Regions from separate parts of the Homo sapiens genome. Here region 2 is linked to region 1. Evidence: read pairs that join two places in POLR2A ChIA-PET (ENCODE). Cell type or tissue: B cell. All regions are shown on one strand. Links, peaks and the distances in the headings refer to the core of each region. The heading gives the core; the rest is flanking DNA.

Region 1 (8,718 bases), core at 2,443-7,442:
CGATTTAGAAGGAAGAAATAAAATTGTCTTTGCTGCATAAGACATGATTATATAAAATATATAGATGGCATATAAACATATGAAAACATGCATATTTTGTCACTGGGGAATTACAAATTTAAAAATTAAAGACTAACACAACCTTTATTAGAATGGCTAAAATTTAAAACACTGAGAACACCAAATGATGGCAAAGATGTGAAGCAATAGGAACCCTCATTTGTTACTTGTGGGAATGGAAAACAGTGCACCTATTTTGGAAGATGGTCAGTTTCTTATAAAACTAAACATACTCGGCCAGGCACAGTGGCTCATGCCTGTAATCCCACAACTTTGGGAGGCCAAGGAGGGTGGATCACCTGAGGTCAGGAGTTCAAGACCCGCCTGGCCAACATGGTGAAACCTTGTCTCTACTAAAAATACAAAAATTAGCTGGGCATGGTGGCACATGCATGTAATCCCAGCTACTCGAGAGGCTGAAGCAGGAGAATTGTCTGAGCCCAGGAGGTGGAGGCTGCAGTAAGCCGAGATCTTGACACTGCACTCCAGCCTGGACGACAGAGCAAAACTCTGTCTCAAAACAAAACTAAACAAAACATACTCAACATATAACCTAACAATCATGCTCCTTGGTATTTATCAAAATAAGCTGAAAACATGTTCACACAAAAACCTGTACATGGATGTTTATGGGAGTTTTATTCATAATTTCTAGAATTTAGAGTTAACCAAGAGATTCTTGATAAACAAATGAACAATCTGCAGTACATCCATATGATTAAATATAATCATATGGATGAAAAGAAGATATCAAGCCATGATAAGACATAGAGGAAATTTAAAAGTACGTCACTGGGCCAGGTGTGGTGGCTCACACCTGTAATCCCAGCACTTTGGGAGGCAGAGGCGGGAGGATCACCTGAGGTCAGGAGTTTGAGACCAGCCTGACCAAACGGTGAAACCTCATCTCTACTAAAAATAAAAAAATCAGCCGGGCATGGTGGCGGACACCTGTAATCCCAGCTACTCAGGAGGCTGAGGCAGGAGAATCGCTTGAACCAAGGGGGCGGAGGTTGCAGTGAGCCAAGATCACATCACTGCACTCCAGCCTGGGTGACAGAGTGAGACTCCGTCTCAAAAAGAAAAAAAGAAAAGTATGTTACTAAGTGATAGAATCCAATCTAAAAAGGCCATATACAATGTATTACCAACTATAAGATATTCTGCAAAAGACAAAACTATGGGACATGAAAAAGTCTTTGGTTTTAAGGGATTTCAGGATGCAAAGGGCAGATGAATGAATGTGTAAACTATAGGTGATTTTTAGGGCAGTGAAACTACCCTAACAGAAATAACACATGTCATTAAACATTGTCAAAGTCCAGTGAATATACAATAGTCAACTCTAATGTAAAATGTAAACATTAATGCATCCATATTGGTTCAACTGTAGTAAATGTACCACAGTAATACAATATATAAAAAATAGGGCAAACTGGCCGGGTGCGGTGGCTCACGCCTGTAATCCCAGCACTTTGGGAGGCTCAGACAGGCAGATCACGAGGTCAAGAGATCGAGACCATCCTGGCCAACATGGTGAAATCCATCTCTACTAAAAATACAAAAATTAGCTGGGCGGAGTGGTGCGTGCCTGTAGTCCCAGCTACTTGGGAGGCTGAGGCAGGAGAATTGCTTGAACCCGGGAGGTGCAGGTTGCACTGAGCTGAGACTGTGCGACTGCATTCCAGAGTGGCGACAGAGCGTGACTCCGTCTCAAAAAAAAAAAAAAAAATAGGGCAAACCGTAAAGAAGAGTGATCATTAAATAACTCTGTACTTAATGATCAATTTTTCTGTAAACTTAAAACTGTTCTGAAAAAAATCTGTTACAAAAAGTTAAAATGAAGAGACTCATGACTGAAAAGTAACTAATCACTGAACCATGTTTTTTCTTTTTTTGAGACAGGGTCTCATTTTGTCACCCAGATTGGAGTGCAGTGGTATGATCACAGCTCACTGCAGCCTCAACCTCCAAGGCTAAAGTGATCCTTCCACCTCAGCCTCCCAAGGATCTGGGACTACAGGTACATGTCACCATGCTCAGGAAATTTTTGTATTTTTTGTAGAGACGGGGTTTTGTCATGTTGCCCAGGCTGGTCTCAAACTCTTGGGCTCAAGCAATCTGCCTACCTTGGCCTCCCAAAGTGCTGACATGGCAGGCGTAAGCCACCACGCCTGGCCCATATCATATTTCATGCAACTGATTTGAACTTATTTTAGTAAGCCATTATGGTCATGAATGAGGTCTTCAGCCAATGCCTTGTTTAGGAGCCCTGCACTGTATATTCCGAGAAGTTAGGAGCCCAGCACTGTATATTCTGAGAAGTTAAATTAGGGCCTTGGTTACCATCAGTACTGTCTAGAATTCGGACATGGATGAGTATCCATGGTATTGTGGACTTCGTATAAGATATGTATTGGCCAGGCAAGGTGGCTCACATCTGTAATCCCAACACTTTGGGAAGCCGATAGAGTGAGCCATCACATCCAGCCCTGAAGTCTTATTCTCATTGGTAAATACAAGAAAAACAGTAACAGATTATATAGATTTGGAATGAACCTGAAAACTCCTAATACTTTTAACAGATGGTTTTTAGTATATATGTGCAATCATAATCACAATTTTCATCACCTCAAAAATAAGCCCATGTACTTTTTACCTGTCAATCTCCTATCCTCCCATCTTCTTCTGCCAGTCCCCAGCCCTTGATAAGCAGCAATCTTTCGGTCTCTATAGATTTTCCTATTATGGACTTCCATATAATCAGAATCATGCCATGTGGTATGTGACTGGCTTCATTATAGGTTTCTCAAGTCACATCCATGTTGTAGCACGCATCCCCACTTTGTATTTATGGTAGAATTATATTCCACTGGATGGATATTACACATTTTCTTTATCTATCATCCAATGATGTATTACAGTCAGCCCTCCATACTTGGAGTTTCTGTATCCTCAGATTCGACCACCCTCTGATCATGTACTATGTGATTAGGTCTATGATGGTTAGGTATATACTGAACATGTACAGACTTTTTCTTCTTTTTATTATTCCCTAAACAACACAATATAACAACTATTTTACCTAAAATTTATGTTGTATCAGGTATTATAAGTGAGCTAAAGATGATTTAAAGTATATGGAAGACAATGTTTTCTAAGCCGGGCGTGGTGGCTCACGCCTGTAATTCCAGCACTTTGGGAGGTCGAGGGGGGCGGATCACCTGAGGTCGGGAGTTCGAGACCAGCCTGACCAAAAAGGAGAAACCCTGTCTCTACTAAAAATACAAAATTAGCCAGGTGTGGTGGCGCATGCCTGTAATCCCAGTTACTGGGGAGGCTGAGGCAGGAGAATCACTTGAACCCGGGAGGCGGAGGTTGCGGTGAGCCGAGATTTCGCCATTGCACTCCCGCCTGGGCAACAAGAGTGAAACTCCGTCTCAAAAAAAAAAAAAAAGAAAAAAAAGAAAAGAAAATGTTTTCTTAATTTCCATTTTGGGTTGTTCAGTGACAATGTATAAAAATAACAGATTTTTGCAGGTTCCATTTGTATGCTACCAATTTGCTTAATTCATTTATTACTTCTAAGTGCGTGTGTGGGGTGGGGGAAGTTCTTGGAAGTTCTACATGTAAAATCACATAATTTGTGAACAGGAAAAAATTTCCTTCTTCCTGTCCAATTCTGATATCTTTTCTTTTTCTTGTCTAATTACTCTGACTAGAACATCCGGTACTATGGCGAATAGTAGTGGTAAAAGTTAACTAAGTCTCAATAGATTTTTTTAAATAGAATAAAAAATAATAGTAAGTTAAAATATAAAATGATTGTATAACACACATTCAACATACGAATATACATTTACACTGTTAATATATAAATACAAAATAAAGTAAAATATAAAATAATATTAGCTCGGTGCAGTGGCTCACACCTGTAATCCTAACACTTTAGGAGGCAAAGACAGGAGGACTGCTTAATGCCAAGGAGTTTAAGACCAGCCTGGACAACATAGTGAAATCCTGTCTCTATTAAAAAAAAAAAAATTTGGCCAGGCGCAGTGGCTCACGCCTGTAATCCCAGCACTTTGGGAGGCCAAGGTGGGTGGATCACGAGGTCAGGAGTTAAACACTAGCCTGGACAAGATGATGGAACCCCATCTCTACTAAAAATACAAAAAAATTAGCCAGGCATGGTGGTGGGCACCTGTAATCCCAGCTACTTGGGAGGCTGAGGCAGAGAATTGCTTGAACCCAGGAGGCGGAGGTTGCAGTGAGCCAAGATTGCGCCATTGCATTCCAGCCTGGGCAACACAGCAAGACTCTGTCTAAAAAAAATAAATAAATAAAAAATAAAAAAATTTTAACTAGTCGAGTGTGGTGGCACAAGCCTGTAATCCCAGCTACTTGGGAGGCTGACACAGAAGGATACTTGAGTACAAGAGGTCAATGCTACAGTGAGCTATGATTGCGCCACTACACTCCAGTCTGGGCGACAGAGCAAGACCCTGTCTCAAAAAAAAAAGTATCAACTTTAGTTAATAATAATGTTATTGGTTTGCCAATTTTCATCATTATCAGATGTAATATGTTGGTTTATAATCATAACTAATACACTACACTAACGCAGTATGTTAAAAATAGGGGAGGTAGGCCAGGCGTGGTGGCTCACGTCTGTAATCCTAGCACTTTGGGAGGTCGAGGCAGGTGGATCACCTGAGGTCAGGAGTTCAAGACCAGCCTGGCTAATGTGGCGCAATCCAGTCTCTACTAAAAAAATTCAAAAAAAAATTAGCTGGACATGGTGGTGGGCGCCTGTAATCCCAGCTACTCCGGAGGCTGAGGCAGAAGAATCGCTTGAATCTAGGAGGCAGACATTGCAGTAAGCTGAGATCGTGCCTCCTGTCACCACACTCCAGCCTCGGTGACAGAACGAGACTCCATCTCAAAAAAAAAAAAAAAAAAATAGGGGAGGTAGGGAAAAGGGGCTCTGTAATAGCTCCCAAATTTTTCTGTAAACTATGAATTAAAAAAGCAAATAAACTAACCTTTCATGGAAAATTCTAGTGTAAAAAAAGAAAGCTGGCTGGGCACAGTGGCTCACGCCTGTAATTCCAGCACTTTGGGAGGCCGAGGCGGGTGGATCACAAGGTCAGGAGTTCGAGACCATCCTGGCTAACATGGTGAAACCCCATCTCTAATAAAAATACAAAAAAAAAAAAAAAAGAGTAGGGCAAGGTGGCACGTACCTGTAGTCCCAGTTACTTGGGAGGCTGAGGCAGGAGAATCGCTTGAACCCAGGAGGCAGAGGTAGCAGTGAGCCGAGATCGTGCCACTGCACTCCAGCCTGGGCGACAGAGCGACAATTCCTCTCAAAAAGACAAAAAAGAAAAAGAAAAAGGCCAGGCGCAGTGGCTCACGCCTGTAATCCAAGCACTTTGGGAGGCTGAGGTGGGCGGATCACAAGGTCAGGAGATAAAGACCATCCTGGCTAACTCGGTGAAACCCCATCTCTACTAAAACTACAAAAAAGAAAAATTAGCCAGGTGTGGTGGTGGGCGCCTGTAGTCCCAGCTACTCGGGAGGCTGAGGCAGGAGATTGGCGTGAATCTGGGAGGCGGAGCTTGCAGTGAGCCGAGATCGCGCCACTGCACTCCAGCCTGGGTAACAGAACGAGACTCCGTCTCAAAAAAAAAAAAAAGAAAAAAGAAACCTGACATTCCATAGTACACACAGTATAATGCCACTTGCGTAAGATTCATTCAAAAATGAAATATGTAACTGACTGGCTTAAAATAAAATATATTGACATAGGGTTGAGTACACAGGTTAAGAAAAGCAAGGAAATTATCTTATAATCTATAACACTGGCCCCATCTGGAAAGAGAATGGATGATTTGGCTTCTAGGAATCATTTCAAGTGGGGCATGTGGTGAGAAGTCTTCAAAGTCGTGGCCTGGCTGTCATGAGACTGACATTCCCTTTACAATGTTTCAGTTGACTGTGCAACTGTTTTATGTAGTTTCCTCATATGCAATATGTTTAGTAAGTTTCCACAATGAAAACTCAATACACAAATAAGTCTCAGTGTACTCCGAATTTTGAGCATCAAGCCATTGAAGTCAACATTTAAAAGAGAGCATAGGGCCAGTGTGGTGGCTCACATCTGTGATCCCAACACTTTGGGAGGCTGAGGCGGACAGATCAGTTGAGGTCAGGAGTTCGAGACCAGTCTGGCCAACATGGTGAAACTCCATCTCTATTAAAAATACAAAAACCGGCTGGGTGTGGTAGCTCATGCCTGTAATCCCAGCACTTTGGGAGGCCAAGGCGGGCAGATCACAAAGTCAGGAGATCGCCACCATCCTGGCTAACATGATGAAACCCCGTCTCTACTAAAAACACAAAAAATTAGCCGGGCGTGGTGGCGGGCGCCTGTAGTCCCAGCTACTCGGGAGGCTGAGGCAGAAGAATGGTGTGAACTCGGGAGGCAGAGCTTGCAGTGAGCCGAGATGGCACCACTGCACTCCAGCCTGGGTGACACAGCAAGACTCCGTCTCAAAAAAAAATCAGCCAGGTCTGGTGGCAGGCACCTGTAGTCCCAGCTACTCGAGAGGCTGAGGTAGGAGAATTGCTTGAACCCAAGAGTGGAGGTTGCGGTGAGCTGAGATCATACCACTGCACTCCAGCCTGGGCAACAGAGACTCTGTCTCAAAAAAAAAAAAAGACAGCATAGCCCCAGCCTCAGGAATGTGGCAAAACCCTGTCTCTACAAAAAAAAAAAAAAAAAAAAAAGAAACACAAAAATTAGCTGGGTGTGGTGGCACGCACCTGCAGTTCCAGCTACTCAAGAGGCTCGAGGGAGGAGGATCACCTGAGCCCAGGAAGTCTAGGCTGCAGTGAGCCATTGACTGCACTACTGCACTCCACCCTGGGTGATGGGGTTAAGACCCTGCCTCAAAAAACAAAAATAGCTAGGCAGGGTGGCTCACGCCTGTAATCCCATCACTTTGGGAGGCTGAGATGGGCGGATCACCTGAGGTCAGGAGTTCGAGACCAGCCTGGCCAACAAGGCAAATGCCCATCTCCACTAAAAATACAAAAAAATTAGCTCGGCGTGGTAGAACGCACCTGTAATCCCAACTACTTGGGAGGCTGAGGCAGGAGAATTGCTTGAACCCAAGAGGCGGAAGTTACAGTGAGCCAAAATCGCGCCACTAGACTCCAGCCTGGGGATGGAGACTCTGTCTCAAAAAAAAAAGAAAAAAAAAATCAAATTAGGAAGCACTACATGGAGAAATGGCATAGATCCTTAGAAAAGAGGCTGAATATTACCATGATATATGCTTAAGCTGTCCCAAATACAGTGCTTTATTTAATTCCATAAAATTCACAACCAGATTTGCTTGGTATGTTATTAAACTTAAGAAATGCTATTTCTGCCAGGCATGGTGGCTCACGCCTGTAATCCCAGCACTTTGGGAGGCCGAGGCAGGCGGATCACATGGTCAGGAGATCAAGACCGTCCTGGCTAATACGGTGAAACCCCGTCTCTACTAAAAATACAAAAAATTAGCTGGGCGTAGTGGCAGGCACCTGTAATCCCAGATACTCAGGAGGCTGAGGCCGAGGAATCGCTTGAACCCGGGAGAGAAGAGGTTGCAGTGAGCCAAGATTGTGCCACTGCACTCCAGCCTGGGTGACAGAGCGAGACTCTGTCCAAAAAAAAAAAAAAAAAAAAGAAATGCTATTTCTTGGCAGGGCATGGTGGCTCACGCCTGTAATCCCAGCACTTTGGGAGGCTAAGGTGTTCAAGACCAGCCTGGCCAACACAGTGAAACCCCGACTCTACTAAAAATACAAAAATTAGCCGGGTATGGTGGTGGGCGCCTGTAGTCCCAGCTACTCGGGAGGCTGAGGCACAAGAATTGCTTGAACCGGGTAGGCAGAGGTTGCAGTGAGTAAAGATCACGGCACTACACTCCAGCCTGGGTAACAGAGTGAGACTCTGTCTCAAAAAAAAAAAAAAAAAAAAAAAGGTTTAAGAAACACTACTTCTAGGCCAGGCACACACATGGAATCCCAGCATTCTGGGAGGCCAAGGTAGGAGGATCACTTGAAGCCAGGAGTTCAAGATCAGCCTAGGCAACATAATGAAACCTCAACCAAAATTAAAAATTAGCTGGGCATGATAGCACGTGTCTGTAGTCCCAGCTACTCAGGAGGTTGAGGCAGGAGGATCGCTTGAACCCAAGAGTTGTAGGCTGCAGTGAGCTATGATCACGCCAGTGCAGATCATGCCTGGTGACATAGGGGGACCATCTCAAGGAAGAAAGGAAGGAAAGAAAGGGAAAGGAAGAAAGAAAAGAAAAAAGGAAAGGAAGGAAGGAAAGGAAAAAAAGGAAAGAAAGGAAGGAAAAGAAAAAAGGGCCGGGCACCATAGCTCATGCCTGTAATCCCAGCACTTTGGGAGGCCGAGGTGGGTGGATCACCTGAGGTCAGGAGTTCTACACCAGCCTGACCAACATAGTGAAACTCTGTCACTACTAAAAATACAAAATTAGCAGGGCATGGTGGCACATCCTGTAGTCCCAGCTACTTGGGAGGCTGAGGCAGGAGAATCAATTGAATCCCGGAGGCAGAGTTTGCAGTGAGCCAAGA
Region 2 (8,718 bases), core at 1,363-6,362, 500 kb before region 1:
CCATCCTGCAAAGAACTGTTTTTTTTTTTTCTTTCTCTTTTTCTTTTTTTTTTTTTGAGATGGAGTTTCACCGTTGCCCAGTCTGGAGTGCAGTGGCGCAATCTCGGCTCACCGCAACCTCTGCCTCCCAGGTTCAACCAGTTCTCCTGCCTCAGCCTCCCGAGTAGCTGGGACTACAGGCTTGTGCCACCATGCCCGGCTTTTTTTTTGTATTTTTAGTAGAGACAGGGTTTCACCATGTTGGCCAGGATGGTCTCGATCTCCTGACTTGGTGATCTGTGCGCCTCGACCTCCCAAAGTGTTGGGATTACAGGCGTGAGCCACCACGCCTGGCCAGAACTGATATTTTGGGTACTCTTTGTAATTCACCAATCTACCATACTTTCTTGTGGAAATTATTTCATTTTTCTCCAGTTAAAATAGTAAACTTTCCCTATTTTTCTCCAGTAGCATTCCTAAAACTAGTCCCTATAACATCATTGGAAATCACCCACAACAAAAGGATACACCTGAGAAATGTACTACACTGCCCGCAGAGAAGAAAAAAACATATTAAGAAATGGAATATAAGACTAAATAGCGATTTTTTTTTTTTTTTTGAGATGGAGACTCGCCCTGTAGTGCAGGCTGGAATACAGTGGTGCAATGTCAGCTCACTGCAGCCTCCACCTCCCAGGTTCAAGGGATTCTCGTGCCTCAGTCTCCCTAGTAGTTGGGATTATAGGCATGCACCACTATACTCAGCTAACTTTTGTATTCTTAGTTGAAACAGGGTTTCATCATGTTGGCCAGGTTGGTCTTGAACTCCTGACCTCAGGTGATCCACCTGCCTTGGCCTCTCAAAGTGCTGGGATTACAGGTGTGAGCCACTGCATCCAGCCATTTTTCTGAAATCTACCTCTTTCTGGCCTGTGTGTAAAATTTTCTTATTTTGCAAGGTCTAGTGAAAAATGCAAATTACAATTAATAAAAAACCTGAAGCTGCAATAAGTGAACAATTATTTACAAAAAGACAAACCCACAGAGGGGCAATGCTGACTAGAAAGAACACAGTGATGTTTGACTCAAGTGTCAGGCCATCCTATCACATGGGACATTTCTCTGTGCCCATCCTGCTCACTGAAGTGCTGAGTGACTATTTTCCAACAACACTGCACTGTGCCCCTGTGTGCCCCAAGTGCATTTCCTTTTTTTTTTTTCCCCTCTCTTGAGACAGAGTCTCACTCACTTGCCCAGGCTGGAGTGCAGTGGTGCGATGTCCGCTCATTGCAGAATCCACCTCCCAGGTCCAAGCAATTCTCAGGCCTCAGCCTCTGGAGTAGCTGGGACTACAGGTGTGTGCCATCACACCTGGCTGATTTCTTTTGTATTTCTAGTAGAGCCAAGGTTTCACCATATTGGCCAGGCTGGTCTCAAACTCCTGGCCTCAAGTGATCTACCCACCTCAACCTCCCAAAGTGTTGGGATTATAGGCATGAGCCACTGCACCTGGCCAGTGCATTTTCATTTACGAGGCTGAGGCAGGAGAATGGCATGAACCCGGGAGGTGGAGCTTGCAGTGAGCAGAGATTGTGCCACTACACTCCAGCCTGGGCGACAGAGCGAGACTCCGTCTCAAAAAAACAAAAACAAAAAACGGGCCAGGCGCAGTGACTCACACCTGTAATCCCAGCACTTTGGGAGGCCAAGGCGGGTGGATCACAAGGTCAGGAGATCAAGACCATCCTGGCTAACACAGTGAAACCCCGTCTCTACTAAAAATACAAAAAATTAGCCAGGCGTGGTGACGGGCTCCTGTAGTCCCAGCTACTTGGGAGGCTGAGTCAGGAGAATGGCGTGAACCCGGGAGGCGGAGCTTGCAGTGAGTAGAGATCGCGCCACTGCACTCCAGCCTGGGTGACAGAACAAGACTCTGTCTCCAAAAAAAAACAAAAACAAAAACAAATAGTTGATACTACAAATTGAAGAAGGAGAGTTGGTGTCTGCAAATTTTAGAAAGGAACTGAAATTTTAGTATTGTACTGCAAGCTCTCCAGAGGTAGGCCAGGGTCACAGGGTGGAGGGTTTGAGATCTCACTTCCCATATATTTGGAAAATGCAGAGAAGTACCAGTTAACTGGGGAGTGTTGAAAATTTTGAATAAGAAGTAATTAAACTTAATGCCTATAGTACTCTAAGATCTTGGCCAAGAACATGGAAATCAAATTCAAATGCTATTCATATAAAGTACTAACTTATGTGACGGTATGTGGCCTGAGAAAACAATAACAAGTTACTAATTTATTGGGAAATGAAATATGGGCTTAACCAGGTACAATTGGTCGAGTAACCTCTGATTATACAACCAAAAATTTTCCACTGTATGGTCTGTGAAAATAAGTAATTCAAAAATTGAAGCTGTTGGAACTCTAAATTATCTTGAAGTTTAAAGTAATGTGACTCTGGAATTGAGTCACCTGACACTGGAAAGAGCCAGCTGGAACCCTCCCACACTTGACTACAGATTAACCATCAGACAGGCTTCACTATACCTGGACAGGCCTCATTATACCCGCTTCCTTTAGGAGTTTCCACATAGCCACTGACCCACCTTCATGTTAAAACAGACATCAGCCAACTGGAAACACAGACTCTCTGTGACAATAAGAAACCAAATTACAAACAAGACCTAAGGCCATGCAAGGCAAGAGGTAAGTCAAATCTTAGAATTCACAAAATCTAAAGAAACAGGTCTTTTGTTTTGGGTGGGATGAAATCATATGACAGATACCAGACCCTCTTCACTTAAGCAATCCTTCCTACCGCCTCGAAGTTTTAGACAAAGCTTCACACTCTCCACCAACGGCCACCTTCAGAATCCCTCAACCACCTGCACCTTCTAACCCCCCTTCCACAGGTCCCGCCCTTTCTGCCAAAGGAACTTACACCTTTCCAGGCATTGATGCATGATTCTCCCTGCAATTCCTGTCTCCCTGAAATGAATAAAAACAGTCTTGAGCCGCCTCGGGACCACTTACTTCAGGCCTCCTGGGGTTGTGTTTTCCTCAGCTGAGGCCTCTCCTATTCGGCTCTGAATAAACTTCTTTAAGTTATTTTACACAGCTTGGCATTTTCCGTTAACAAATTACAAGCCAGGACTGGGTGTTTATCATTCAGGAATCTCAAAGGAACTCTAATTATTAATATATTTTTTAAAACCTATTCTGAGAAGCAAAACTATAATTGTTAACGTGTCTCAGTTTAATTTTTAAGAGGAGAAAGGCGCTACTGGGGACCCCACAGCCCACCCTCCTCCTACACAAACCCCCACACCCGAGGCGGGATCCCCCCATGACCCTCGCGTAGTCCCCGCACAATGTGGGGAGACGCGGGGCAGCGGGCGCGGAGCTGCCCAGAGAGGGCTCTGGGAACTGGGTGACAGTCACCGCGCAGGGACAGGACGAGACGCCCGGGTCCCGGCGGCCGGCCCAGCCCCACTGTGGGGCCAAGGGGACCAAGGGCCGAGCTGTCCCACGGGAAATCGGGTCCCAGACCCCGGAGTCGCCGCGGGGAGGCCCGGGTCCCACCACAGCCGGTTCCGGCCGGTTCCAACCAGCTCCTCCCCCGCCTCGGGACCCCTGGCCCGCACGCTCACCATTTCTTGCCTTTCAGGTGACTCCCACGACCAGTGCGGGTCACAGCACAGGCGACAGAAGCTATGGCAGAGGCACCTGAACCCTCTCGGAGGGGAAAGCCAGGCTCCCAACCTCAGCTCGCCGCCTGGAGCCGGGAACCGAGGAGAGCAGGGCCTTCGCCCTCCCCGATGGACACTCGGCAGGCCCCGCCCAGCGCCCCTGATTGGACGAAGCGCCGGGCCCCGCCCCCTCAGCCGTGAGTGACAATAGAAGCCCTTGGTAACGGGGCTCTGAAAACGGGTTTGACCGGATCCAGCGATAGATTCTTTAAGCCAGAGGTCTGTAACCTTTTTAGCACCAGAACCGGTTTCGTGGAAGACAGTTCTCCTACGGGGGCAGATAGTTTCGGAATGAAACTTCCACCTCAGATCAGGCATTTTATCCTCATAAGGCGAACCCAACCTAGATCCCTCGCATGTGCAGCTCACAATAGGGTTCGGGCTCCTATGACAGACTAATGCCTCTGCTGATCTGACAGGAAGCATATCTCTGGCGATAATGCCCGCTGGCTCGCCCGCCAGCCGCTCACCTCCTGCTGTGCGGACTGGTTCCTTACAGGCCATGGACCGGGGGTTGGGGACCCCTGCCATAGAGTACTGTTGAATAGAAACTTTAGCTCGTCCGGCGGTGGGCTGGGGGGGTGGGGGTAGCTCATGCCTGTAACCCCACCACTTTGGGAAGCCAAGGCAGGCAGATTGCTTGAGCCTAGGAACTTAAGCCCAGCCTGGGTAACATAGCAAAACCCCGCCTCTACAAAAAATACAAAAATTAGTCGGGCGTGGTGGTACATGTTTGCAGTCCCAGCTACTCGGAAGGCTGAAATGAGAGGATCGCCTGAGCCCAGAGAGGTCGAGGCCACAGTGAGCTGTGATTTTACCAGCCTGGATGTCAGAGTGAGACCCTGTCTCCGAAAAAAAAAAAAAAAAAAAAGACAGGGAATTGCAGTGGAGTTTAATATACATAGAGCCGGCTAAATGAAAGAGAAGAGTTTTATTTTTATTCAATTCTGTCTCCCTAAAAAATGGGAGGCTAGGTTTTGTTTTTTTGGTTTTTTTTTGAGACGGAATCTCTCTGTCGCCCATGCTGGAGTGCAGTGGCGCAATCTCGGCTCAGTGCAACCTCCGCCTCCCGGGTTCAAGCGATTCTCCTGCCTCAACCTCCTGAGTAGCTGGGATTACAGGCATGCGCCACCATGCCCGGCTAATTTTTGTATTTTTAGTAGAGACGGGGTTTACCATGTTGGTCAGGCTGGTCTCAAACTCCTGACCTCATGATCCACCCGCCTCGGCCTCCCAAAGTGCTGGGATTACAGGCCTGAGCCCCCGCACCCGGCCGAGGCTAGGGTTTTAAAGATAATTTGGTGAGCAGAAGGCTGGAAAATGGGGAATGCTGATTGGTCGCGAAAAGGATATCACAGGAAGTCTCAGCTGTCTTCTTGCACTGAGTCAGTTCTTGGCTAGGGGCCACTGGAGCAGGTGAGCCAGTTTATTGGTCTGTGTGATGCCAGCAAATTTATCAGAATGAAGGGTCTCAAAAATACCTCAAACACCAATCTTAGGTCTTACAACAATAATATTATCCACAGGAGCAAGTGAGAAGGTTGGGAATCTTGTGTACTCTGGCCGCATATTTCCTGAACCATAATTTCTAATCTTGTGGCTAATTTCTTAGTTTTACAAAGGCAATCTGGTTCCCAAGCAAGGAGACAATTTCTTTACGGAAGCGGCAGTTATGACTTTTGCTTTAAAGCTAAACTAAACTCCTTCCAATATTAGTAAGACCTATACCCGGGAATGAACAAGGGTAGCTTGGAGGCTAAAGAAAAGATGGAGTTCGCTTAGATCTGATCTCTTTCACTGTCATAATTTTCTCACTGTTATAATTCTTGCAAAAGGGTTTTCAGATGTAGAGTCATACTTTTAGCTCCTGGCAACATTTATGTTGGAACTCTTATACAGCAACTAAATCACTGGAACAGGATAATTGGTTGAGGATTTACTAACTGCTCCATCAGGTGGAAGTGGCACTCCTTACTAATTTACCTGAAAGCACTATTTCCTGAGCCATGGAGACTGAGTATAGCAATGATATGTGATCTAAAGAAGTTCCCACTCTGCTTCTTCTCTGCAGTGAAGTCCTGCCAGGCACGTTACTACTTCCACTGCCACTTTTTCCTCCTCCAAATGTGGCTAAGCAATTACTTCCCTTATGGAAGACTGTACAAAGATGAAAACATGGCTAGGTTGATGGGGTCACTCTGAGACAAGGTAGACTTATGTTATACTTTTTGCAAAGGTGACTTCAGATATGGAATCATAATTTTAGCTGCTGGCAGCAATGATGTTGGAATTCATATACAGACACTAAATGACTGGAAAAGGACAATTGGTTGAAGGTTTACTAATTGTTCCCTCAAGAGGAAGTGCCATTCCCTATTGATTTAATTGACAGCACTATTTCCTCAGCCATGGAAACTGAGTACAGCAATAATATGTGATCTAAAGAACATTCCACTCTGAGGGCCAGATGCAGTGGCTCATGCCTATAATCCCAACATTTTAGGAGGCCAAGGCAGGCAGATCACGTGAGGTCAGGAGTTAAAGACCAGCCTTGCCAACACAGTGAAACCCCATCTCTACTAAAATCACACAAATTAGCTGGGTGTGGGCTGGGTTTGGTGGCTCACACCTGTAATCCCAGCACTTTGGGAGGTCGAGGTGGGCAGATCATCTGAGGTCAGGAAATCAAGACCAGCCTGACCAACATGGAGAAACTCCATCTCTATTAAAAATACAAAATTAGCTGGGCATGCTGGCACATGCCTGTAATCCCAGGTACTCGGGAGGCTGAGGCATGAGAATTGCTTGAACCTGGGAGGTGGAGGCTGCAGTGAGCTGAGATCGCGCCACTGCACTCCAGCCTGGGTGACAGCGTGAGACTCTATCTTCAAAAAAAAAAGGCTGGGCGCGGTGGCTCATGCCTGTAATCCCCACACTTTGAGAGGCCGAGGCGGGTGGATTACCTGAGGTCAGGAGTTCAAGACCAGCCTGGCCAACATGGTGAAACCCCGTCTCTACTTAAAATACAAAAAATTAGCCGGGCGTGGTGGTATGTACCTGCAATCCCTGCTACTCGGGAGGCTGAGGCAGGAGAATTGCTTGAACCTGGGAGGCAGAGGTTGCAGTGAGCCGAGATCGCACCACTGCACTCCAATCTGGGGGACAAGAGCGAGACTTCGTCTCAAAAACAAAACAAAAAAAAAAAACTTTCTACTCTGCTTCTTCCCTCTGGTAATGTTCTGCCAGGTACATTAGTACTTCCAGACACTTTTTCCTCCTCCAAAGGTAGCTAAGCAATTGTTATTTCCCTCATGGAAAACTAAGTATAAATGGGAATATAGCTAGACCAATGAGGTCATGCAGAGGCAAAGGAGACTTATGTTGTTTATCAAGTTTTCTTTTCAGTACCTTAATTTTCACTTCTATTTGTTTAATTTTTTATTTTTTTGGAGACAGAGCCTCACTCTGTCATCCAGGCTGGAATGTACTAGCGTGATCTCAGCTCACTGCAACCTCTACCTCCCGGGTTAAAGCAATCCTCTTACCTCAGCCTCCTGAGTAGCCGGGACCACAGGCCCGTGCCACCATGCCTGGCTAATTTTAGTGTTAGTTTGTAGACACAAATTCTCACTATGTTGCCCAGGCTGGTCTTAAACTCCTGGGCTCCAGCAATCTGCCCACTTTGACCTCTCACACAGTGCTGGGATTGATTACAGGCCTGAGCAACCATGCCCGGCCTTCATTTCTACTTTTTGATTATTTTAAAATTTATTTATTTTTCTTTATTTTTAGAGACAAGATCTTCCTACCTAGTCCAGACTGGGGAACAGTGCAGCATTAAACTAATCCTCCTGACTCAGCTTCCTGACAAGCAGTGACCATAGACACATGCCACCACACCTGGATATTTTACAAAATTAACAGTACCTAAATATGGCCGGGCAGGGTGGCTCACTCCTGTAATCCCAGCACTTTGGGAGGCCGAGGCAGGTGGATCACCTGAGGTCAGGAGTTCGAGACCAACCTGGACAACATGGTGAAACCTCGTCTCTACTAAATATACAAAAATTATCTGGGCGTGGTGGCGGGCACCTGTAATCCTAGCTACTCAGGAGGCTGAGGCAGGAGAATCACTTGAACCCGGAAGGCGGAGGTTGCAGTGAGCCAAGATCATGCCACTTCACTCCAGCCTGGGCAACAGAGCAAAACTATGTCTTAAAAAAAAAAAAAAAAAAAAAAAAAAACTGGCCAGGCGCGGTGGCTCACGCCTGTAATCCCAGCACTTTGGGAGGCCAAGGCTGGCAGGTCAGGAGGTCAGGAGTTCGCGACCAGCCTGGCCAACATAGTGAAACCCCGTCTCTACTAAAAGTACAAAAAAATTAGCCAGGCGTGGTGGTGGGGGGCCTGTAATCTCAGCTACTTGGGAGGTTGAGGCAGGAGAATTGCTTTAACCCACGAGACGGAGGTTGCAGTGAGATGAGATTGTGCCATTGCACTCCAGCCTGGGTGACAGAACGAGACTCTGTCTCAAAAAAAAAAAAAAAAAAAAAAACTGGCCAGGCGCGGTGGCTCACGCCTGTAATCCCAGCACTTTGGGAGGCCGAGGCGGGCAGATCACGATGTCGGGAGATGGAGACCATCCTGACTAACACGGTGAAACCCCGTCTCTACTAAAAATACAAAAAATTAGTCAGGCGTGGTGGCGGGCGCCTGTAGTCCCAGCTACTCGGGAGGCTGAGGCAGGAGAATGGCGTGAACCCGGGAGGCGGAGCTTGCAGTGAGCGGAGATGGCGCCACTGCACTCCAGCCTGGGGGACAGAGCAAGACTCCGTCTCAAAAAAAAAAAAAAAAAAAAACAGGCCGGGAGTGGTGGCTCACGCCTGTAATCCCAGCACTTTGGGAGGCCAAGGCAGGCGGATCGCAAGGTCAACAGATCAAGACCACCCTGGCCAACATGGGAAAACCCCGTCTCTACTAAAAATACA

The links. Peaks named below come from ENCODE experiments on the same cell type or tissue, not always from the same donor. Only the 100,000 strongest peaks of a DNase experiment are listed, where the experiment ranks them.
Region 2: POLR2A ChIA-PET joins it to region 1 with 10 read pairs; 2 of 35 experiments call an interaction of 5 or more read pairs at or near these places.

What each region holds. Positions count from the first base shown.
Region 1 is chr19:12,534,237-12,542,954 of GRCh38, forward strand. All of the region lies in intron 1 of ZNF564 (zinc finger protein 564), which reads right to left. Among named protein-coding and RNA genes, the nearest start is that of ZNF564, 13 kb to the right of the region's middle. In B cell, for the core only: no CTCF peak of the experiment used is centred there; no DNase peak of the experiment used is centred there.
Region 2 is chr19:12,031,903-12,040,620 of GRCh38, forward strand. ZNF433 (zinc finger protein 433) reads right to left here and starts at 3,777. Exons shown (of 4, transcript NM_001308348.2): 1 at 3,635-3,777. The coding sequence starts at 3,637. It overlaps ZNF433-AS1 (ZNF433 and ZNF878 antisense RNA 1), which reads left to right. Exons shown (of 3, transcript NR_134929.1): 2 at 3,652-3,870. RefSeq lists silencers at 3,312-3,431, 3,442-3,491, 3,732-3,891. In B cell, for the core only: no CTCF peak of the experiment used is centred there; a DNase peak (open chromatin) is centred at 3,859; H3K4me3 peaks cover 1,884 bases; H3K27ac peaks cover 932 bases.